2 separate regions of the Homo sapiens genome follow, and region 1 is linked to region 2. Evidence: chromatin loops called from intact Hi-C (ENCODE). Cell type or tissue: mesothelial cell of epicardium. All regions are shown on one strand. Each heading gives the region's core, and the rest is flanking DNA. Links, peaks and the distances in the headings are about the cores only.

Evidence for each region. Hi-C counts contacts between places; a loop is a spot of excess contacts. Peaks named below come from ENCODE experiments on the same cell type or tissue, not always from the same donor. Only the 100,000 strongest peaks of a DNase experiment are listed, where the experiment ranks them.
Region 1: it touches region 2 in a loop (26-fold over the local background); 3 of 110 quality-filtered maps call a loop at or near these places.

Annotation. Positions count from the first base shown.
Region 1 is chr2:159,122,181-159,134,915 of GRCh38, forward strand. The region is part of intron 4 of TANC1 (tetratricopeptide repeat, ankyrin repeat and coiled-coil containing 1); the gene reads left to right. Among named protein-coding and RNA genes, the nearest start is that of MIR6888, 58 kb to the right of the region's middle. RefSeq lists enhancers at 1,407-1,920, 1,921-2,432. In mesothelial cell of epicardium, for the core only: no CTCF peak of the experiment used is centred there; a DNase peak (open chromatin) is centred at 7,857.
Region 2 is chr2:159,068,773-159,081,507 of GRCh38, forward strand. The region is part of intron 3 of TANC1 (tetratricopeptide repeat, ankyrin repeat and coiled-coil containing 1); the gene reads left to right. Among named protein-coding and RNA genes, the nearest start is that of TANC1, 110 kb to the left of the region's middle. In mesothelial cell of epicardium, for the core only: CTCF peaks have their summits at 2,645 and 2,848; no DNase peak of the experiment used is centred there.

The DNA of each region.
Region 1 (12,735 bases), core at 4,344-12,343, 55 kb after region 2:
GCCCGCCTTGGTCTTCCAAAATGCTGGAATTACAGGTGTGAGCCACTGTTCCTGGCCTATTTTTTAAAATAGTGAAAAATTAGGGCTTTCTTACAGAGGTGGAAGGAGATGATAGATGCTGGGGCTGGCCTTTAGCTGTTGCTCTCTATACATGGGTCAGAGATGTTTACCCAGGATTTGAGACTTGGGGACTTCCTATAACTGGGTATCACTATTATCATTGAAGTGGCCAGACCCTCTTTTCTAACTAAAAAAAAAATTTAATGTGTTTTTTTAAAATTAACATAGAGCAAAAATGAACTTTTTTTTCTCATTGTACAGATCTGTGACTGTCAAATGCACAGTTGTGTAACTACCACAAAGATACCAGTTCTTTCACCCCAAAATATTCCCTCATGCTGCTCCTTTGTAGTCAACACCCAACTCCTGACAACCCCTGAACTGTCCTCCAAACCTATAGTTTTGCCTTTTCAGATGTCGTGTTTAGAATTGTGTATAACCTTTTGAGTCTGGCTTCTTTCGCTTAGCCTAATGCAGTTGATTCATTCATGTTGTAGTGGGTATCAATTCTTTTTCTTTTTTCTTCTTTTTTTTTTTTTGCAGAGTAATACTGTTTTCCAAAGTGGTTCTACCATTTTGCATTTTCACCAACAGTATGAGGGTTTCAGTTACTTTGCATCTTCACCAGCAGTTTTTATATTTTGTTTTTTAAGTTTTAGCCATCCTAAAAGGTGTGCAGTGGTAGCTCATTGTCCAAGCTGGCCCTTTTAATGGTCTCAGTGCAACCTAGTCAGGTTGAAACTATGATCCATAGCTAATCTTTGGACCTAATCTGATTAAACTCATAAATCCTATTAAGAGCAACAGTGCTTACAGGTATTTCTCTAGAGACAATTGCGTTCTGCATCTCTGTTCCCTGTTCTTGCCCTTGATCTCTGCACCCTGATCTTGGCCCATGAGTGCAGGTAGAGGATTCGCTGTGTGTGGATGTATGCAGATGCATGCCAGAGCAGGTAGGTGTGAGGATGGGGCTGAAGAATTTCCTTCAGGTGCTCCCTTCCGATGGTGATTTTTTTCTGTATAGGGCGAAGGGTGGAGTGTGTATGTGCGTGTATTAGATTTGTTGGAGAAGGCTGGGATAGTCTTGACCTGGTCACTGTGGAGGATGGAAAGAGAGAGTGCTATTGAGTGAGACATAGGACTGCTCTGCCTTCACCCTCTCCTGGCTGGTTAGGGAGGGGTCGTGGAGCACCTTCTAATCAGTGGAAGCTTTCAAGGGACTGGGCTGGGACCCACGCTCCCCTCACCCCACCTCAACCCCTCCAACACCTCCCCATATCTCCCTTCTCACATTCCTCCCCTTACTTCTGAATCTCCTGCCCTGACAGAAATGAAATGGAATTCTGTGGTAGCCACTGTACTGAGTAAATATTGGAGAAGACATTCCCAAATTACAGGATTTCTTAGAAGTTACTAATTTATAGCAAATGAGTATAATTTACTTAAAAAGCAGAAATAAACTTTTTCTTATTGAAATATATATTTGTGCCCCACCTGAGTACATAGCTCTGTGCTAAACACTGTAAAGAAGCTAAACAGAGACAAAGTTCTCTTCCTCCAACTGCTTTTACTTCGTTTAGGAAATGGAAAGAGTAAAACCCCCTGCCTCCCACCTCTGTGGTCCCATTCAGTGACGCCAGTCTCCCCTCGTGCCCCCAGCCTCAGGTACAGCTCAATCGCTGCCTTCCTCCCTCCCGCTGCTGTTTTTCCCAAGTCATTTAACATCATACTGTTTTGTCTTCATACTTGAATTTTGAGCTTTCTTGGGCTGTGGGCAAGGTCTTGCATAGCTACTCCAGACAGGCCGTGCCAGTGGGTTTCAAACTTGAGTGGGAGGCCAGGTGAGGTGGCTCACACCTATAATCCCAGCACTTTGGGAAGCTGAGGCGGGCGGATCATTTGAGGTCTGGTGTTCGAGACCAGCCTGGCCAACATAGTGAAACCCTGTCTCTACTAAAAATACAAAAATTAGCCGGGTGTGGTGGTGCCTGTCTGTAGGAGGCTGAGGCATAAGAATCACTTGAACCTGGGAGGCAGAGGTTGCAGTGAGCTGAGATCGCACCACTGCACTCCATCCTGGGCGACGGAACGAGATTTTGTCTCAAAAACAAAAAACAAGCCTGAGTGGGGCATCGGAATCACTCTGTGGTCTGGGGAGGGGCTGAGAATTTGCATGTCTAATAAGTTCGCAGGTGATGCTGTTGCTGTTGGTCCAGGGGCTGGTCTGAACCCACAGGGAAAGAAAATTCTCAAGGATCCTGCCTTCCTTTTGGAGTCAGTTACTTCAGGCAGTGGAGGGCTCACTTCCTCCTTGTGCAAACAACAGAAGAGCCCTGTGGCTTAAGGCCTACTTCCTGAGTTCCTTAGACAAACTCTGAAATTAGCCATTCTAGGAAGATCGATCTTTCCTCCAGGGATATCTTTAAATCAAAGTTTGTGGTTGTTCAATTGTTTGTAGCTATTTTCTTAACCATTCCTACAAAGCTAAGGAAATCAGCTGCATTTTTTTTTTTTCCAGAGACAGGGCCTCATTTTATCACCCAGACTGGAGTACAGTAGCATGAGCATGACTCACTGCAGCCTCGACTTGTGTGATCCTCCCGCCTCAGCTCTCCCCACCCCCCGCCCTCCTCACCAAGTACAGGCACGCACCACCATGCCCAGCTAATTTTTGTATTTTTTTGTAGAGATGGAGTTTCACCATGTTTCCCAGGCTGGTCCTGAACTCCTGGGCTCAAGTGATCCTCCCACCTCAGCCTCACAAAGTGCTGGGATTTCAGGCGTGAGCCACCATGCCCAGCTGGTATTAGATTCTTTATGGCACATTGTAATTACTACCAAAAGTCAGAGGAAGTAAGAGCTAGAGATTTCCTCCTTGTGAGCTCACAACCAGGCATGAATGAAAATAAGGCTTAGGTGGAGTTCTGCCCATACAGATTTATTAGTAGGCTGTCACAGCACAGCCACACAACCTGCTTTATACGCCTGGTGAGGCTCCAGCTTTGTCCTTTTCAGGAGTCTGCTCTGACAGCAGCTTGCATTTGGTGTTTACCTGTAGCACATGAGACAGTGTTTCATAGACATTATGTCAGTGTTTTATTGCTGCCCTGAGAAATTACTACAAGCTTATCTTAAATCTATTATCTCACAATTCTTTAGGACAGAAGTCCAGGCACATCTGGCTCTCTTCTCTAGGTTTCCTTAGGCCAAAATCAAGACGGTAGCAGGGTGGTGTTCTGTTAAGGCTCAGGGGATGAACCACTTCCAGGCTCATTCAGGAGGGCAGAATTCAGTTCCATGTGACTGTAGGACTGAGGTCCCCATTCCTTCCTTCCTCCCTCCCTCCCTTCCTTCCTTCCTTCCTTTTTTGACAGAGTCTTACTCTGTTGCCCAGGCTGGAGTGCAGTGTCGTGATCTCGGCTCACTGCAACCTCCGACTCCCGGGTTCAAGCAATTCTCCTGCCTCAGCCTCCTGAGTAGCTGGGAATACAGGTGCCTACCACGCCCAGCTAATTTTTTGTATTTTTAGTAGAGATGGGGTTTCACCATGTTGGTCAGGCTGGTCTCGAACTCCTGACCTCAGGTGATCCACCCGCCTCGGTCTCCCAAAGTGCTGGGATTACAGGCGTGAGCTGTTGAGCCCGGCCTAGGTCCCCATTTCTTTACTGGCTGTCAGCTGAGGATTCTTCTCAACTTTAGAGGCTGCCTGCATTCCTGTTTGTGGTTCCCTTCCTTCATCTTCAATGCCAGAAAGGTGGCTTCCTTCTCACACTTTAGTGTCTGACCCTTCCTCCTGCCTTTTCTCACTTCTGCTTTCGAGGGTCTGTGTGATTATAGCAAGCTTACCCAGATAATCCAGGATAATCTATTTGAAGGTCATCTAATTAGTATTCTTAATTCCATCTGCAGAGTCCCTACATGGTCGTACCCAGATTGTGTTTGATTCAGTAATGAGGGGATGGGATCTTGGAATGATATCTTTAGAATTTGGCCCACCAAAGGCAGAATTCAGGTTTTCCTGCCATTTTACATCAGGGACTTAACAATTCCTGGGAATCAGCAGCTGGACCTGGGGCCATTTACTTATCAAACCTAGGGCACCATTCTTAACCTTGAGCCTTACATTTCTGAGGCTTATTACAATCTGGCCTGCTAGATTTTTATATTTGGGTCACACACAGGCAGAGTGTTTCTGACATTTCCAGTCAACTCCCTTACCTCAAATATCATCAATTTCACCACTGAAAATGTTCCAACAGCTGTAATACTAATTAACAAAGTCAGTAATTTAACCAATATGAAAGCCCATTTCTGACCCAAAGTATACTAGTTAACATAACCTGCTCTTGGTTGGTGATAAGGATAGCTAGCAGACTGGCTTGCAGTAGTGTCTCTTGAGTGTGGCTTTTTGATTAAAAGCTGGTTAACTACTCTTGGAGCCTGTCTTCCAGATTAAGACAATTCATTGCTTTTAGGCAGTTGGCTTACAGCCACTGGACATATCCCAGCTTATGTTGAAGTGTTTTGAAATAAAATTCAAATGATATAGTAGACTCTTGCCATCTTAACCGAGAGCATCGAGAGTTCAGTCATGTCTGTGGTTCTCACCCTTGTGCCTGGTATGCAGTGGATGTGTCACAGATATTTGTTGAGTAAATAAAATGAATTAATGCATTTCCATGCTTTCATATATAACAATTTTAGTACAGTGTGAGAACAGCATGACAGATTGCACTGGAAGAAAGCAGAAATGTTACTCAAGTTACTTTGTTGTACTAGGAGCTTATTGTACTCATGATGCTATAAACATGTAGACTACAAACTGGAACTTGAAAGTGTTAACATTTATTTTAATGATACCTTATTGAAAGGAGCATGGCTACAAAAAAATCCCATCAAAAAGTGGGCGAAGGACATGAACAGACAATTTTGAAAAGAAGACATTTACATGGCCAACAAACATAAGAAAAAAAGCTCAACATCACTGATCATTTGAGAAATGCAAATCAGAACCACAATGAGATACCATCTCATGTCAGTCGGAATGGCGGTTATTAAAAAGCCAAGAAACAGATGCTCGTGAGGCTGTGGAGGAACAGGACCTCTTTTACACTGTTCCTGGGAATGTAAATTAGTTGAACTATCATGGAAGACAGTGTGGCGATTCCTCAAGGATCTAGAACCAGAAATACCATTTGACCTAGCAATCCCATTACGAGGTATATACCCAAAAGAACACAAATCTTTCTGTAAAGACGTGCACACGTATGTTTATTGTGGCACTATTCACAATAGTAAAGATGTGGAATCAACCCAAATGCCCATCAATGATAAACTAAAGGAAGTGTAGTACATATACACCATAGAATACTATGCAGCCACAAAAAGGAACAAGATCATGTCCTTTGCAGGGACATGGATGAAGTAATGAGAACACATGGAGAAGAACAACACATACCGGGGCCCGTCAGGGCACGGGGGGAGGGAGAGCATCAGGATAAGTAGCTAATGTATGTGGGGCTTAATACCTAGGTGATGGGTTGATAGGTGCAGCAAACCACCATTGCCATGTTTACCTATGTAACAGACCTGCACATTTTGCACATGTATCCTGGAACTTAAGATACAATTTGGAAAAAAGGAGCATGGCTCCAGTTTGATATACTGTTTTCCTACCAGATTGTGAACATTTACATCCTCACAATGTCTTAGGCGTTGCACCAATGAATAAAGGCTGTCTGCCCTTTCCCAGTGGATCTTCGCAAACAAGGTATTTGAAATAAATAAAAGGAGGCTTATTAAGAGTGGTGTTAGGTGACTTTTGTGTTTTCTTCACTATCAGCAGGTGACACACTTTTTTGTCTTCTGTTTTTTTCTTCCCTAGAATTGCAGTCTGAATTTCCCTAGATCTCACTTGTCTTTGGATTAGGATGAGGTCCCAGTAGTAGTGACTCAAATCACACTGATCTTTTGCCACTACCTTTTCATACAAGGCCCCAGGCCCTTGTAAAAGTGTTCCTGAATGCTTCTGGAAGTACCCAGAGGGTGTCTGCTGGGACAGCTGGTGCACTTCTGTTTCCAGGTGCCTTGTCCTTCATCCATACCCTGTATCCCAGGAGTTGTGGGGGGCCTGGTGCTGCGTTTTGTCATTCCCTGGAGGAGAGCTGTCAGCAGTTTAGTTACTTAATCCCCTTCTGCCTCTCATGGGAGATATCCAAGGGATGGATGCCAGGCTGTGTTTGAAATTGCCCTCCTCTTTGGCCAAGGTTTTCCAGCTTGGTCAGTTCATTTTCTGTCTCCTTCCCCCAAGGTGAATCTTCCCAAGAGGCTCTTACCCTGTAAGATGGTGTCTTTGGACGGTGCCTTCTGTCCCCCGAGCCGTGCCTCAACTCAGGCAAGAGACAAAAGCACAGGGAGCCAGCCCATGTTCCTGTTATAAAGACTCCCTTTATCCCACAGGCTTGGGTAGGCCAAGTCATCATCTTTTTTCAGTCCCTAATTGCATGTCACCTCATTCTCCTCCCTGACCAAGCACTCTTTTGTTGGGGGGGCAGGGGAAGAGGGGTCAAACTTTAGAAGCTCTGTCTGGATGTCTTGCTCCTTAAAATCCAAGACTTATCTGGTAGTTTACCACGGTTTGCCATTAGGAATTGGCTATTTAATGCAATTTGCCTTAGTGATAAAGGTTCCCCCTGCCCCCAAAATATTATCTTACTCATCTCTTTATTTTCCTCATCTTGTGAAATTTCCCACTGTGGAATGAAAACCTAGATCAGATAAAATTGGCAGGAACCTTTACTGTGAAAGTTCAGGATGCAAAAAAATCCCTAAAATGATTGATAACATACAGTGTCACTTTTCACAGCCTCCAGATATCATGAAAAATGTAAGATCCACTTTAAATGCAATAAGTAGCCTCAGGTGTTCTGTGTCCCAAATATTGCTTTCATATAAATATATAATTATCTTTAACCGAAACACTCAGAAATGAAAGGTAATCCCTGCCCTTCTCCCTTTCACTGCCTCGAGATAAAGCTGGGTTTGGTTTATTTCTACCATCTCTTTTAAAAAATACTCCTTATGTGGCAGTTTCTAAGCAGCAAAATAGTCAGCTGTGTGATTAAAATGTCAAAAAGCAGGAAAACTGGCCGCTGGGAAAGTCTATTTGGAGATTTATGTAAAGGCAGAATTCTGAATGGGGAGAGTGCTGTACCTTCTGGGCTGCAGAGTGGAGTAATTAAGGGAGGGTTCTGGCCACATCCTTCCAGACTGACACAGGCCCTGCTACACAGTTAAAGAAGCTGACAGGTGCTTGGGTTTTGTTTTGTTGTTTTTTTTTTCTTTTGCAAGCTGCATACTTGATATCTTTGGGTTTATGGCTGTGTAACTTACTTTTGGCACTTTGTTGTTTTTAATTTTAAGGGTCCTTTATAACTTTGAGATCCACCTTCTCCTGTATCACATAGTGGAGATTGTGAGGGGAGGGGCAGTGGCCTGGGGAAATTGGAATGAGGAGAAGGATCTAGAGTTCAGATGAAGTAGCTTTAATTTATGATGGAGGGTAATGCCCATTTATCTTAAATCTTGTAAACTGAACACGTTGGTGCTCCACTCACAGCCACTGCACTTCACTTGAACCTGACTGGAGTGGGTGGTAAACAGCGGTCTTCCCTAGAGACCCCGTTCGTGCTACCAAAGTGTCATCTGTGGTCCCAGCCCACACCTTGAACATCAGAATCTACATTTGAAGCCTGTGCACGTTACAGCTGGAAAAGCGGCGGCAGCAGGATACCAGTACCGGGGGCGGCGGGGGACTGGGAGCCCAGCCCTGGAGACATGCCAGCTCCTAGAGGAGCTGGTTGTCAGCTAATACCAGACGGTCTTTCCTTGTTCTCGTTGTTGTTGTTGTTGTTTATTTCATGTTTTTATCCACAGACAAGTCTTGTTTTGTTTTTAAGAGCCTCCTGCGTTAAAACATACCCAGTAGCTGGAATATCATGCTTTCTGGGTAATTATTATGTAGTATTACATTCTGGTTAATTTGGGGGGATTAATCTCATAACACTTGGTTTAAGTAAAAGGGGGAAGTTAAAAGTAGCTTATGCTTGAATATTTCGTTTTAAACAAAAAGTTGTGAGGGGAAGGTGCTGGGCAGTAGTTTTCCCTGAGTGAGGGCTTGGGGAGATGGATTTTTCAGTCTGGATCTCTGTTGATAAGGACTGTGGCTGCTTTATGTGGGGGAGTGTTCCGTATAGATGGCACAGCGATTAGTGTCATTGTGGTTTAATAGGTGGTCATGTGTGATTGGCGCTTGGTGACTGTGATGGCTCCTGACTGTGTGGCCTGCAGTTGTTCTGTAGCCGCAGCCTGCTTAGCTGCCCACATCATGGGCTCCAGATGTCCCTTGTGCCAGTATCCTTTTGTGTAATAGAAACAGTATTGCTTTTCTTTCTATAGGGCGTTTCTTCTTTTCTCTCATTCCTTAGTTTATTTTTTTAAAGAGACAGGGTTGGCACAATCATAGCTCATTGCAGCCTCGAACTCCTGGGCTTAGGCAGTCCTCCCAAGTAGCTGGGACTACAGGCGTGCACCACCGTGCCCAACTCAGAGTTCCTTTCTTAATCTGTGTCAGTTGCTGTCTTTCAGGGTAGGTCTTTCCTCACCTGCCTGGTGGTCCTTGGCTCCTTATTTGTATATAAGGTGCTAAAAGCTGATTGAAAGGGGTACGTTGAGGGCAAGCTGTGCTGCAGCATGATGGTCAGGGATCTACCTTTCTTGGGGTGGGGGGTCCCCAACTATGATTATCTTTAGGCCTTCTTCTCTTGATGAGCTTCCCCAGAGAGGAATCCTCCCATCTCTTCCTGCCGTGGCCTATAAGCTTGGCTGTCAGATCTCATAGCTGGGGGCTGGGGGTGGGAGATACGTCTCTGGCCCATCAGTCTGCATGTAGAATATTTCTTAATCTACTTTTTCCTTAGCAGTTACAAGTTTAAAAAAAACATGAAAAGAAAACGGCACTCATGAGTTTAGCTCTTGAATCTCTCTCCATGGTCTTAGAATTGAGCCTTTCCAGAGAATAAACTTGGCCTCCAGGATGAGGGAGGGGAAGGGATGTTCCAGGCTTAAGAAATTTCTGGGATTGGGGGGTCTCACTTTTCCTTCAGTAGTTTTCAACCAGCCACACTACTGGATGTCACCCGCGCCCCTGCCTTCCGATGGGCCTGCTGTCACCGAGGCTCTGGCCCGGGCTGAGCCCTCATCACTCCCCCTCCCCCCGCCCCTTCCCCTGCCCCCACCCAACACTAACCTTTCTGCTCCACCTGCTCCACTGCTCCTTGGCAATCTGTTTCCTACCTTCAGAGGCTTGGTTTCTGGCCAGTGGCTCTTTCTCCTTTCCCCACTGGTCTTTCTTTAATCTTTTTGCTACAACTTTAATGGTGTTTTGAGAGGGAGTGGAGGCAAACACGTATCATCTGCTCTGCTTAATGCAAAGTATGCACAAATTCTCTAATGAGTGATTGTGGGGGACAATAAAACCTATGGTTATAAATTTATCTTGTTTTACAGCACTTTATGTTCAGCTGTTTGTGAAAAGCAATTTAAATACAAGGATCATGCAGGAGAACAGTTGTTTATATTCACTTAATATTTCCTCTAGTAAAAGGGAAGATCAGAGACAAGTAGGATGCATAAACGATTTGCTGCCTCTGCAGCCAGCGTCCATGGATGTTGATGACTGGGTGGTGGAAGTTCCCAGTGCCTGGGCTTTTTCTAGAATTGCATATTTAATCCAGATTTGATAGTTGTATAAGTGCTCAATGGTGATTCAGTGCCTGGGCTTCAAAACTGCATAGACCAGGGTGTGAATTCCTTCCTGCTTTGTCATGTGTGGGCCGAGTTCAGATAAGAACAACTTATTTGAACCTCAGTTTCCTGACCTAAAAATGAGGGAAATTGTACTTTTCTCCCAGAGTTATTAGGAATGAGTGAATTAATGTATGTGCGTGCTTTGCCTTGTGTGACCACTGAATATATATTTTACTTACTTTGTTATATTCTAGGTCTCCTTTCGTATGTGACATTACTGTGATTTAGTGTGCCTGGGAACCAGGTGGGCCTGGTCTTTGTGCGTGGATTTTCCCCTTGTAGCAAGAGGTTCATTTGCTCACCTTTAGGGTCTGGGACATATTAAGGCCCGAGTTAGGGGACATGAGGAGGGAGGGGTACAGTTTTGTTTTGTTTTGTTTTGTTTTTCTTTTGTTTTGTTTGAGACAGTCTCACTCTGTTGCCCAGGCTGGAGTGCAGTGGTGTGATCTCAGCTCACTGCACCCTCCATCTCCTGGGTTCAAGTGATTCTCGTACTTCAGCCTCCAAAGTAGCTGGGACTACAGGCACATGCCACCACACCCAGCTAATTTTTTTTTTTTTTTTTTTTTTAAGTAGAGATGGGGTTTCACTATGTTACCCAGGCTGGTCTGGAACTCATGAGGCAATCCACCCACCTCGGCCTCCCAAAGTGCTGGGATTACAGGCATGAACCACCGTGCCAGGCCTGGGTACAGTATTTGAACCTAGGTCTGCCCAACTCATGAGTCCCTGCGTTGAGTATCCTGGCTCCTCAGGGTTGAGTCTATGAGTTAGGGGTTGGATCTGAATAGAACCGTTCTAAGACAGTTAAACAGGCAGGCACGTGGATGCTTTCTGAAGGCTCTGGGTGATACTGGGTTCCAGGATCCAGACATTTACAATAACCATCATACATTAATGAAATAGCCCACATTTTAAGAAAGTGCTTACTATTAGAGAATAGTTTTGAAGACTCTCTTGGGTAGGTAGATTGGAGCTTGGAAATAGATCTCTTTAGATTTGCTGTTACTGTACCCTGAAGAGTTAAGGGGAGCAGAAATACAGGCACTTCTTGAGCAGTGGCCATGCCTGCTCATTGGGCAAATTATCAGGCAATAATAACAAAGAGCTTTACCTCCCCAGGTCCTTCAAATGGATGAGGGCAGATGAAGGGAAAATATGTCAGCAGTTCATTTTACCTTAGAGAGTAGGTGGCAAACCAAAAGTGTATATGGGTTCTTGTCTTTGTTCTGGTTCCTTTTTTTTTTTTTTCTCTTTTTTTGTCTGAGACAGGGTCTTGCTCTGTCACCTTGGCTGGAGCACAGTGGTGCAATCACGGCTTACTGTAGCCTCCAACTCCTGGGCTTACAAGACCCTCCTACCTCAGCCTCCTGAGTAGCTGGGACTACAGGCAAACGCCACCACACCCAGCTAATTGATTCCATTTGTATCTGTCCTATTCAGGCCCTTCTTTCTAGTTTATGTCTCTTACACAGCAAATAGTTTAGCTCCACCCCCAAACCCCCACAAGTCTTTTTCCCTACGCATATTTATGTGTGGATATATATATATGTTGTAGATAAAGTCTGGATACTGTTGAATAGCCTACATCCCGCACTTAGATTGCAATTGTGTGTCCCCTGTAACCATTCTATTTTAATCTTTGTAAAAGTTCCCTTTATGACAGGGTTAAATTATGAAGACCGCCAAGTGATTAAATACTACATGAATCATTTAAAAACGATGGTTCCTGAAGTTTGAAATACCGTCCTTATTTGTAAAGTATTATTAGCTTATTTGATAACAGTCTAGTTTAAGATGTAGTACACCCATGTAGCTGGCTAGGAATTGGATTATTTTTATAGTAGTATAAATGCTTTTGTAGTATGCCTTTAGATGGCAGCATCTCTCGCCATAAACCATCTTTTGAACAGAATTTCTTAGATGCAGAAGACGTTTGAGACAGAAGGATGGTCTATCTGCATCACCCCATCATGACACAGTGGTGGAACTGGGCCCCTGGGACTGTCAGGGCTATGGCCCAGGGCTAAGAAGAGGGGATAGTTGTAGATTCCTGCCTGCATGTCTTCTACTACCCCTTCTCTTACTGATGTAAAATGTTTCCTATCTTTGTGGTCTTGCTAAAAGCCACTTTAAGGCAACCAAGGAACACTAGAATCAAGGAAGTGATTTTGGACCAAAATGTAACAGAATAGGCAGTATTTTCTTTATTTTTGAGACAGGGTTTCACCCTGTCGCCCAGGCTAGAATGCAGTGGTGTGATCTTGGCTCACTGCAACCTTTACCTCCTGGGCTCAAGTGATCCTCCCACCTCAGCCTCCTGAGTAGCTTGGACTTCAGGCGCACATCACTGCACCCAGCTAACTTTGTTTATTTTTATTTATTTATTTTTTGAGATGGAGTCTTGCTCTGTCGCCCAGGCTAGAGTGCAGTGGCGTGATCTCAGCTCACTGCAGACTCCACCTCCTGGGTTCAAGCGATTCTCCTGCCTCAGCCTCCTGAGTAGCTGGGATTACAGGCGCCCACTACCGCGCCTGGCTAATTTTTGTATTTTTTTTAGTTGAGACGGGGTTTCACCATCTTGGCCAGGCTGGTCTCGAACTCCTGACCTCATGATCCACCCGCCTCGGCCTCCAATGTGCTGGGATTACAGGCATGAGCCACCGCGCCTGGCCTCTTTGTTATTATTTTTGTATAGAGACCAGGTCTTCACTGTGTTGCCCAGGCTTGTCTCAAACTCCTGGGCTCAAGTGATCCTTCTGTGTTGGCCTAAGTGCAAGAATTACAGGTGTGAGCCACCGTGCCTAG
Region 2 (12,735 bases), core at 2,556-10,555:
TGTTACCCAGGCTGGAGTGCAGTTGTGCACCATCTCCACTCACTGCAACCTCCGCCTCCTGGGTTCAAGCAATTCTCCTGCCTCAGCCTCCCGAGTAGTTGGGATTATAGGCCCGTGCCACCACGCCTGGCTAATTTTTGTATTTTTGGTAGACATGGGGGTTTCTCCATGTTGGCCAGGCTGGTCTTGAACTCCTGACCTCAAGTGATCCACTCGCCTCGGCCTCGCAAAGTGCTAGGATTACAAATATGAGCCACTGCGCCCAGCGGATATTTGCAATATTATGTACAGTGAAACTTAAACTATTGAAAATCATCGAGTAAACTCAAAATAGCAGAATTCCTCTCTTTTTTGTGATTATGCATTTTTACCTAGGAAATGCTTATAGCTGGGCAAAAAGTGTTTTCAGAAGGCAATAGAGGCACGGTGGAGAATGTAATTTTTAAAACTTTACCATGTTTTTTTAGAGAGCATATTCACCTTGTTCCTGCTGTTCCATCAGTGCAAATGAGCACTATATTTTTCTTGACCTTGAGTTTGGCCTAAGGGAGCAAAAATCAGTATTAAACCATAATACAGGGAGAAGGCCAGATGAGGGCATCTTATTTTTTTTCCTCTCCCTGCTTTATGTTAGGACCTTGATCTAAAATAAGCAAACGAGGCACTGTGTTTATTTTTGAAGCTCTCCAGAGAGGCCTACAACCTTTACCACGTTTCTTAATTTTAAGTGACCTTTACTATCAGAAAACATTCATATTACTACTATTAAACAGTTACTTAGTTTTAAAAATTAAATAATTACTAGACTCTTAAGATTAAGAGTATTGTGATATTAAATCTGGACCTAGTAGGAGTTTACAGTAGATATAAGAGCCACACTGGAAGTTAGTATCTTTTTGTACAGCAACACTGTTTGGAAAATGAATAGGAAAAAAAGTCCCATTTTACAATAGAACAAAAACTTTATCAACCTAAGAAGAAATATGTGCAAGCTTTTTTTTTTTTTTTTTTTTTGAGACAGGGTTTTGCTGAGTCACCCAGGCTGGAGTGCAGTGGCGTGATCTCGGCTCACTGCATCCTTGACCTCTCAGGCTCAAGTAATTCTCCCACCTCAGCCTCCTGAGTAGCCACCACGCTACCATGCCTGGCTAATTTTTGTGGGGTTTTGTTGCTGTTGTTGTTTTTTTTAATAGAGATGGGGTTTCCGCCATGTTGCCCAGGCTGGTTTCAAACTCCTGGGCCTACACAATGCACCCACTTTGGCCTCCCAAAGTGCTGGGATTACAAGCGTGAACCACTGTGACTGGCTATGCAGCCTCACATTAAAGAAAATAAAACTTTATTGAAGGACTTAAAGGAAGACCTGAATAAGTAGAAGGAAATACTGTTTTTCTGAATAACCTGATTCATTATTTTAAACCATCTAGCTCCTCCATAATTATGTAGACATTCCATTTAATCCCTAATGAAATCCCCAATTTTTAAAGAAGACTTTTTTTTTTTTGAGTGGTTTTAGGTTCACAGCCAAAATTGGGAGGAAGGTTCAGAGATTTTCCCCCACACACGCATAGCTTCCACCATTATCAACATTTTCCACCAGAGTTGTGCATTTGTTACAACTGATGAACCTACATTGACACATTATTATCACCCAAAGTCCATAGGTTACATCAGGTTCACTCTTGATATTGTGTATTCTGTGGGTTTGAACAAACGTGTAATGACATATCTACCATTGTTGTATCACAGAGTAGTTTCATGGCTCTAAAAATCCTGTGTGTTTTTTTAAAACACTACAAAATTGATTCAAAAATCCATCTGGAAGAGAAAGTGCTTAAAGGAAAATCAAGGACAATTTGAAAATGTGAGGCAGGTGCATATAAATGGCCGAACCTGGTTCACGTGCCTCGGATCTAGCTGCATGAGAGAGCCCGGAAGAGTGTGTTTGGACTTCTTGGCTAAGATTTGTACAAGATGGACTTTACTATCCACCACCATATGCATTGTGGAGGATTCTTCAGTCATAGACATTGGGCAGGTTCCCTCCCCTTCAAAAACTAAGGAAGCACAGATATCTAATTGCAGCTCATTATGGTAGCTGTTACTACCACATAGCGAGTAAATGGCTCAGCTAATATTTTTTTTTCTACTGGTCTCCAAGAAATGAAACATAATTTGATCTAACATCTATGATGTAATTAAAGCTCACAGTTGGTAGTGTTTCTGTTCTTTCTTTAAACCCTGGAGATTTTGTCCTTACTCTGGAAGCATTAGGTGGTCAAGGCCTCTTGCTCTCTAGAGAAGGCTGGTCCCTGTCTACTTCTGTCCCTTCTGCCTTCCACCAGTCTTCAATCTGTAGTGTTTTGCCCGCTGTAATTCTCCTAGTTGTTCAGTATTGGTGAGGAAGTAGGTTCAAGCTGAGGCAGAACAGCAAAGTTCAGTGAACTTTTAATTGCAGTACTGCCTCAATTAAAATACAGAAAAAATATAGACTGATTAAGGAATAGTTCCTTAATGTGCCAAAATAAAAACTGTTTATGTTAAGTCTTTTATTTGTAGTTAAATTATTTGTGCTTTATTTTTCCCCAGTAGGGGGACTTAGTTTGAAGCAACTTGTTAAAAAAAAATTTTTTTTTGACCTTTACCTTTCTCTCATTAAAACCCAGGTGGTTGGCTAAATACACTTGTAATGATGTTAATTAAGGCATTGGATAGTCTCTAAGCCTGTGTGTGTACTGAATTAATCTATTAGCTTTGCATCTAATTCTTCACTTTGAATTTCAAGTAGAAGGAAGCTGTTTGCCTCTAAAGTTTAAAAGCCATTGATGTGATTGTTAAACTTGGTATTTTAAGCCATTCCAGGCTGCAGCCTGGCTTTCAGTGGTACCTTCTAAACATGCCTCAATACAAATGATGCTTTGTTTTATGTAGAAAATACGAAGCTGCTTTTGATTATTCTGTGCTGCCACTGCCCGTTTTCTGTGGTTGTGGACTATTTAGGAATTTAGTGCAGTGACTCTCTTGCTGAGCTATGGATATTTGGTATCTTCTTGTTAACATTCTCCAAAAGTGTTTCCCAAGCAACAAAACAAGCAGAAATAATTCAGTATAAAGGTATTGTATTTTTCTTTACTGGGGCATTTAAACAAATTCTGCAAAATGTTAGAACATGATTTAAACATAGAATGGGACTTCTGTGTTTTTTTGTTTTGTTTTTTGTTTTTTGAGATGAAGTCTCGGCTCTGTTGCCTGGGCTGGAGTGCAGTGGGTGCCATCTTGGATCATTGCAACCTCAGCCTCCTAGGTTCAAGCGATTTTCCTGCCCAAGCCTCCCAAGTACCTGGGATTACAGGCATGTGCCACCACACCCAGCTAATTTTCGTATTTTTAGTAGAGGTGGGGTTTTGCCATGTTGGCCGGGCTGGTCTCAAAATCCTAACCTCAGGTGATCTGCCCACCTCAGCCTCACAGAGTGCTGGGATTACAGGCGTGAGCCACTGTGCCCAGCCTGATTTTTAATAGGAGCAGGAATGCTGGTTGTTCCCTCTGGTTTGATAGGTTCCTTCATCAGATTTTCTTTGTTGTCCCTCATGTATGTCACAAAGTCAAGAAAAAGCATGGACTTTGAAATTAGAGGACACAGACTCACATCCCTGCTCGATCACCTCCTATTTAACTTGAATTTGGACATATTTTCTTAACCTTGATTAAACTACCTTATAGTTGTATTGTCAGGGTTGAATACGAATACCTTTCTGCAAAAGTGTTTTAGCTTGACATTTGGCCTCTGCTAGATATCCAGTACATCTTTTCTTTCTTGAGAAAACTGTGTGATACCTTAAAGAACTAACAAAACCCTTAAAAATATATAAATAAAAGATATACCTAATGTTAAAGGACGAGTTAATGGGTGCAGCACACCAACATGGCACATGGATACATATGTAACTAACCTGCACGTTGTGCACATGTACCCTAAAACTTAAAGTATAATAATTAAAAAAAAAAAAGCTTCTTGTTCCTTTTCTGTTATGGAGAAGACAGGACTGATCTCAGATGAAGAGTGATGTTCTAGAAGCTTCTTTCCATGACTTCCTATTCCCAAATATTCTGGCATCTCCTCTGGATACTAAAGGCTCTTCTCCCAGCTTCAGCCTTTCCCCTATAACAAAACTGGGGAAGCTCTGAGTCATTTGTCTGCCCTGTGGTGGTTTATGCTTTCAAAATAATGTATTTTACCTTTTAACCTCTATGAAGTACTTGCATTTTATGGTTTTCTCTTTATGAAGTTAAACTGAAAGGCTTTTCTCCTTGCTTAAAGGGATTTCGGGAGTTGGCAAGCAGTTTCGAGAATAGATTTCTAAGTACAGTTTATAAAATGTTATCTCAACACATCCTTTGTGAATGAAGGTCTTTATATATGGAGGGCCCTTGTCCCCCGACCTCTTCATAGCTTTTCCATGTGTTTTAGGGAAATATAAAGGATGAAAGAGTTAGGGGAAGTAGGGAACAGATATCTACCGTTTATCATTAGGCACCTACATGTAAGGCCCAAGCTGGTTTCATGCTGAACTGCCTGTTTTCCTGGTGGGGGGCATACTTGGAGAAAGCTCTGGACCCCAGAGGAAAGGGAAGTCAGTCACCCTGGACTAATAAGACCTTTTTGTGGCATAAGATCTCCAGCAAGGCACCACCTATCTGAATCATCATAAAGCATGTGATAAAACTCTCAAACAATGCTTCTTTACTTGAGCTGCTTTTTGTATGTGTATGTATAAATGCCATAGGAAGCTAGATCAGTAGTAGGCAAATGAGCAATTCCGAGTTCATTTTTAAATTATCAAATCTAATTTTATTTCACAAATTTTTATTAAAACTCCTCTGTAAAACACAAAGGTCTTATTTTGTACAGACTTAGTTTTCAGAAAGTTCCATGTATATGTAACTTAATTCCCATAAAAAGTTTCATCTTTGCTTTTCCATGTTTTCTATTTGCACTTCCTAGAAGGGGAATTCTAAGGTTTTATTTCTATCCTACAGGAATGTAAAAAACTTGATTTCATATAATCTACTGGCAAGTGTAGTTCCTGAGTGGGGAGACGGGCTACAAAGGATTCTGAAGTAGATTGGCTTTTATTTCGTGGCTGGTGATCCAAACTGAGTATTCCTCATAAGAGTCTTAAGGGGATGGTGTGTTTACCAACCAGTTGTCTTGCAGTTAATGAGGGTGGCCATCAGGTGACCAGCTGGGTAGCCCTAGCTCTGGATCAGCATCAAATTGAGAAACCTTATTCACATCCAGAATCAGAGTTAGAACGCAGCATCTGTGTGTCTTCTCTCTCCCACTCCCCTCTGTCCTTTTAGGGGCAGGCTAGTTATACCTCATCAGCCATGAAAATACCATTGTTCTTGTCCTATGTTCTGGTGACCACAGTGCAGTGGGTAAAGGTAAAACGAGCAACTGAGCAGCTGGTTTTAATTCTTCACACTCTTAAAGTTTGTCAGGGAGTTGCCCATTTTTAAGGGAGTTTGGAGCCTTCAACTGCTAGATTTGGTACATGGTGATGATCTTTATGCCCTGGGATGTCATCAGGAATGATGTCTCTGATGTGAGACATGCATGGAGGTGGCTGTAGTGGTTTGAGATCTTGTCTGGGTTTTTGTAGATCACGAAACTGGCTGATAGCAGAGGCTAAGAGCCTGGAGGTAGACTCCAGGTTAAGGATGGAAGAGAGCCACCTGCACACAGGGTCTTCCTGATGATTGTGTTTTTATTTCACTTGCCAAAATTAAGGAATTTATGTTAATGCATTGTTTCTTTGTGAGGGCTTGCTCTTCACGCCCCACTAAGCAAATTTTCTATATGACTTATCTAGAAAGCTTCTTTCCAAGTACGAGATGTTAAAAATATTTTGATTTTTGATAGTACATCTTCGTGTTGTCTTAGTCTGCTTGAGCTGCCGTAACAAAGCACCATTGACTGGGTGGCTTTAACAATAGAAACTTATTTCCCCTCGCCATGCTGCACGCTTGAAAGTCTGAGATGAGGGTGCCAGCATGGTTGGGTGCTTGTAGGGGTTGCCCTCTCCCTGTGTTCTCACATGGTAGAGACAGGGATAGCAAGTTTTCTGGTATCTCTTCTTATAAGAGCGCTAATCTCATCATGTGCTCATGTAACCCAATCATCTAATCTGACCTCATCCAACCTAATTGTCTCCCAAAGGCCCCATCTCCCAAATACTGTCACATTGGGAGTTAGAGCTTCAACATAGGAATTTTGGGAACACAATTCATCTATAGCACTTTAATGTTGTTATTATAAACACGATACCCTGGAGAATTGGTCATGAAACACCATTATTTTATGTACTAAGGAAGAAAAAAAGTCAATCAATTAGAATGTTTATTACACTTAAGATTTTCTTTAAACTACTAGAGAAGTAAAAATGAGAATATCAGTATTTGAATCCATGCCTAATATTTATATACTCAATGTACAAAATTCGAAAAATACGCTGGGCCCAGTGGTTCATGCCTGTAATCCCAACACTTTGGGAGGCTGAGGCGGGAGGATTGCTTGAGCCTAGGCGTTCAAGACCAGCCTGAGCAACATAGTGAGACCTTGTCTATTAAAAAAAAAAAACAAAAAAAAAACTGGCCAGGTGTTGTGGAACATGCCTATAGTCTCAGCTACTTAGGAGGCTGATGTGGGAGGATTGCTTGAGCCTGGAAAGTCGAGGTTGCAGTGAGCTGTGATCACACCATCACACTCCAGCCCAAGTGACAGAGTAGTAAGACCTTGTCTCCACAAAAAAAAGAAAATAGAAAACACTCATAATACTTACAAGCAAATAACCCAAGATATTCTGTATTTTTTGCTTTATCTTTTTTAAATACAATGTCATTTTTTTGTATAAAAAAAAGCCTAAGATTTTATTGTACCAATGTACCATGGTTTTATTTGGGCCCATTTTGTTTCCATATTTTTTTCATTTAAAAAACCGTCTGGAAAATACATACCTTTGTATGAATTTTATTTTAGAATATGTTTTCAAGCATGGAGTTAATAGGGAAAGGAAATGAACTTTTTATAAGCTGTTAGTGCCTCTTGCCAAATTGTTTTCTAGAAAGCTCATGTTGGTTGCCACCTGTGTAAGCAGTATGTGAATGTGCCTGCTTGCACAATTCCTATTACTAGGGGGTATTTGTGGGTTTTAGTAATCTTTGTCACTTTTATAGGTTAAAACTTGCACTTCATTGTTTTTAATTAGCATTTCTTTGAGATTGGTAGACCTCTTCCAGTATTTATTGCTCTGTTACATTTCTTCTTCAATGATTGTCTTTTTCATGCCCTTGTACTTGTTTTTTTCTGTTGGGATTGTGAGGGGCTTGTTAGTCTTGTTCTTCCCTTTTCCTAATCTGGCTGTTGTGTATAGTAATGCAAATTTTCTATATGACTTATCCAGAAAGCTTCTTGGGGAATTTTTACTGAAGTCGCTGATGGTGAAACTGCCTATGTTCTATAGGTAAAAGTTTCTCTGCGTTGTTAACATTTCATGTTTGTGCTGAGGCTAGAGATCCACTAGTCTGATTGGCTTATATTCAAGAATTTATAAAGAAACCAAAATAAAAGCATAAAAGCAACCCCATTGAGTCATCAAGCCATCCACAGTACTTGATAACATTCTGTCTTTGTGCACAGCCAAAGATGTCAAAGTTCCTCCTCTACCCAGATGTGCTGGAAGCCTGACTCCTGGTAAGTTCCCAACAGTAGATGGGGATAGTTCCAGCAACATTTCCTTAATAAATTGCTATAATCATAAGTGCAAACTTCTATCCATGGCTGCATGCTCTTAGATTATTATGTGTAGAGATTCTTTTTTAAACTATGATAAAGTAATGACATTTTGAAGTTTTAGATCTAGGAGGATCTTAGAAATTGAGTTCAATTTCTTGCTTGAGGAAGACCTGGAAAAAGAGGCATTGAGCAACTACCCAAAGTCGTATAGCTAGTTAAAGCAAAGATGGACTCAGAGTGTAGTGTTTGTACGTTAGTGGTTTATACTATGTCTCCGGCTGTCTTCCTTTATTATCTCACACCGAGTAAACATAAAGGAAAACATATCTCTATGTTATATCTCTATATCTCTATCCCTGAGATAGAAGATAGAAAATTTTCTTTATAATTTCTTCCTTCAGGGACGTTCATTTTGTTTTTTTTTTTCCTTTAGATTTTTTTTTCTTTTCCTAGAAGGATTATTTGTGAGATTCTTACATGGTCTTGATCTAGACTGAATCACTGAGTAGACAGGGTCTTGCTTTGTCACCCAGGCTAAAGTGCAGTGGTGCGATCATAGCTCACTGTAGCCTCTAACTTCTGGATTACGCAGTCCTCCCACCTCAGGCTCCCTAGTTGCTGCGCTACAGGCGTGCAGCTCTACACCTGGCTAACTTTTAAATTTTTTGTAGAGGTGGGGTCTCAGTATTTTAAAGCAAAGTTTTGCTTGGTATCCTTGAGACTGTCCTAATTCCATCCTATTCTAAAATCACTTGTTTTTGTAAAGCCATTCAAACTCCATAAATGTAATAGTGTACACAATTATAAAAACAAAACCTATATGATGGTATTAAAACAGACACTATTCCTATTTCTTCTCTGCTTCTCTTTTCGCTCCCCAAAGGCAATTAATGTTAACAATTTCTTAGATGATCATTCAAGATATTTTCTGTGCTTCTGTGCATATATGTATGTGCATATGGACACACATCAATACATATATCGATCCTTAAGAAACCCCACATGGACTTTATAATACATCTTATTCTGTAAACTACTATGATGATTGCATTTTATACATTTTTTTCATATTGGCACATATCGATATATAGCCTTCTAAAAAGTAGCTCAGTGTTGCATTGGGTAGTTATAATTTATCTCATTCTTCTGTTGATGGACACTTAAGTTATATATATTTTTTTTATTACAAGTCAGTTCTAGAGTGAATCTCCTTGTACATAACTGCCTGTGCTTTCATAAGAATAGTTGTAAGAAATTCTGTTGGGTAACAGGTTTGTTCATTTAAAACTTTTCTAGGTTTTGTCAAATTGTCCCTTTGAAAGGTGGTAAGTTTACAATTCCACCAGTAATATAAGAGAATACTTGTTTTTTCATATCCTTAGGTTATGATCAAACTATTTCATCTTTGCCAGCATGAGAGGCAAAAATTGTGTCTGTTTTTAATTATGCAGTTCTTTAGAATGAACTCAAACACATTTTTATATGTTTATGGGCTATTTGAAACCATACTTCCTGGGTTTGTATCCTGGCTCCACAGTTTATCAGCTATGTGAACTTGGGCAAATTACTTAACCTTTCTGTGCCCTGTGATTCACTTGTGAGGATTAAATGAATTACTATTTATAAAGGGCTCAAGCCCATGCTTGGCATATAGTATATGTTATGTCAGTATTTGTCAAAAATTAAAATTTAAATTTCTTACTCTCTCCTACCTGTTTGTTTACCTATTTTTGTCTTGGGTTCAATAGCTATTTTAATATTTTGGTAAGTGGTTAATCATCTGATAGCTTACTAGCTAAAGTTCTAAGCAAGGCAAATGTGTGTCTTGTTTAATTTTGAATTATAAAGCCTGAAAAGATATATGTAAGTCATCCTTTATTTTTTATAGGATCAAGTGAAGGATTTTGTATCAGTTCTGTAAATTCACTGTTGAAAACTAAGAGGTTACAAAGCAATATTTCATGGAGGTCAGCTCTCTTTATTTCCCTGCTTTGTCTGTGAGTTTTGATTCTACTAATCTGATTAAACCTCTTAGAGCTACATCCTTAGCTCCAAGATTCTGAAGATTAGAGATTCTGGAGGATTTTTTCCCCCTCCATCCATTAAATTGTTACCATGGTTATTGGACTCCTCCAACAGTACCTCTAATCCTTCTGATTTCTGGAAGCAGCATCTTAAGGGTGAATAACTCTGCTGGTTTGGTTTCAAAAAACTTAAGTAACGTAAGAGTCTGTTTGAATATGCCTACAGTTTTCTTTGAATAATTTTTTCTGAACCTGTTTTCTTGCCTACAAAATGAAGTTAGTATTGCTCTGTATCATTAAGTAATTATGAGGGTTAAATATTTTTTTAAAAAACTTCAGGCATGATAGTGTTGAAGATATAGGGTTGTTTTGTTTTTGTATTTTTTTTAAACCTATGGTATACCTGCTTTTGGGAAATGCCCATTAAGCAAGGAACAATAAAATATATTTGTAGAGATATTTAGATTTATATTGGGGGTTTTTGGTACTTAAATGTTTGGGGGAGGGATGAGATAATGCTCAAGATATTAGAAACCAGAAGGTGAATCTCAGTTCAGCAAAAAGTGAATCTTTTGGAGAAAATATGATAGCACTATGAGAAGTTGTTGTTGTTTTTTAAAGAGATGGGGTCTCACTATATTGTCCAGGCTGATCTTGAATTCCCGAACTCAAGCGATCCTCCTGCCTTAGCATCCCTAGTAACTGGGATTACAGGTGTGAGCAACCTCACTTGGCTGAAAAGTGTGTGTGTCTTTTTTTTTTTTTTTTTTTTTGAGTGTTTGCTGTGTTTCAGACAGTGTGCTGCATGTTTATAAACAGTTACATCATCAATAGCTTATTAATAGAGGTCAAAGTACTAGCTTAAGACTACATAGTTACTGAGTGTCAGAGCCATGGTTTGAACCTAGTTTGTCTCCAAAGCCTATGTTTTGGGCAGTATAGCAGCCAGGCTGCTTGGGTTCACCTGCATCTATACAATGGGGATAATAACAGTATCTATGTCCTCTCCATTGTGAAGATTAAATAAATTACAGTGCTTTGTTGACAAGGGCTGTCCCAAATCAATAGAAAGGGAAAGGGTGGGCGGAGTTAGTGGAAGGTTGAGGGAACCCATCACGGACTCAGACAGTGCCACTTAGGGTAAAGCCAGTGCCCGCAATAACAGTTTATCATGCTCATTAATTTGGGATTTCAAAACACAAATGAGAACTCACACCTACCCACCCCCAAGTGCATGTCTTCATCATGTAAAAAGTAAGTTTCCTTTGAAAATATCCTTTTGCCCCTATTTTTGTTTGTTTAGACAAATATCTAATTTATAAGAAGTGCATGGGAGGGGTTTTAGAAGTTTAACGAATTTTTAAATGAGAAAGGGTAGTTTGGTAGTCTACTTGAAAATGTTTCTGGGAAATTCCCTAAAAACATAGGATTTTGGTGACCTTAGCTTCTGTGTTCCTACTGCCACCCAGAAAAGGGGCAGGGCTCTGCAACCCCCGGGACAAATGGGCACCCCATGCCTATACCTCCCTCCCCGAGCTAAGTCCCAGGGCATCTGGGCCTTGCCTGGAGACTGGGCTAGCTCTGTAGGCTCGGAGAGCCTGGGGAGGGTGTTACCCCACCTCTTGTATTTTGGGAGACAGGGAAAGTGAACAGACTTCCCCTTCCCATACCCCTCAGGGTGGTTTCCCTACCAGTCAGGCTTACTGCTTCTAGAAGAGAGCAGAGAGTGTCAGGGAGTGAGACTGCATTTCTGGGCTTAGAAGTAAAGGATGTGAGACTTGTTCAGTATTTGCCATCAGCACAGGGAAAACCAGGAGAAAGCCTGGCTCCAGGACCTGGAGGCTTCTGCCCCGTACGATCAGAAGGTGGATAGATCTTCCCACTCTAGCATGGCTAGAACTCTTAAGAGTCTGTGGTGCTCCATCTCTATTGATGACCCCAGCTCAGTAACTATACCTGGTATATTTCCTATGTAAAATCTGTACCTTGAAGGCAGAGCATTCTGAATAAAGTTGGAAAAAGAATAGCTTTGCAAAGATTGATGATAGACTGGTTCCCCAAAGGCCTAGGCTACGCATCACCCCTTTTTCCAGAGCGAGGGCCTGGAATGAAGACAGTTCCTCCTCTGCCCCTGGAGCCTGAGATTTGCTTTGGCTCCTTGAGGTGGAAGAGGCTAAGAGTGCAGCTGCCCAGAGCAGCTCTGTGTACAGCCCGGCTCCTCTTGGGTTTCTGATGCCTTCCGTGGCACTGTGCCCTATCCCTCAGCCAGCCAGACGGCCTCCCAACTCCTGACCAGCAGGTAGGTTTTGGAGTGGTTGGTTGGTATGGTATTGTGATTAGAGCAGCTTATGGTGCCAAGGTGGCAAGCTAATTTTCACAGGCTCACTCCACCTCGGGCTCCCTGTGGGAATGGTAGGCCAGGCCCAGCAAGCCATGTCCCACCACATCCTCCTCTCAGGAGGAAGGGCCAGCTGTCGAGCCAGCAGCTAGTCCATAGCATGGCCTTATAACTGTATAAAGCCAGGCATTGCCCGTGAGCAGAGCTGGAACCAGAGCTTCAGTCAGTAAGAGGGAGGATTATCTTCAGGAGAAGACAAGGAAGAAAATTGGCTATCTTTATAGTTGCACTGTCATAACCAAGTGTCCACATTCAAAATGTATAGTGTCCATCCCTCATGTAATGGTGGTTTCTGGCCCAAAGTGAGACTGTCCTTTCAATTAGAGAAGGGTACAGAGATAGTCTAGGTGGGAAGGCCAGAAGTGCTGGCTGCTTAGCCACTGGGACCACCTGTTCTTGCCCCACTGCCATCTAGTAGGGCCAAAGTAAAGGCTGGCTGTGGGTGTCTGTGGATTGAGAATGTGGCAGGGACTGGTGCTCCTACCTCCCTCTGGCCGAAGATGGGGTCTACCCTC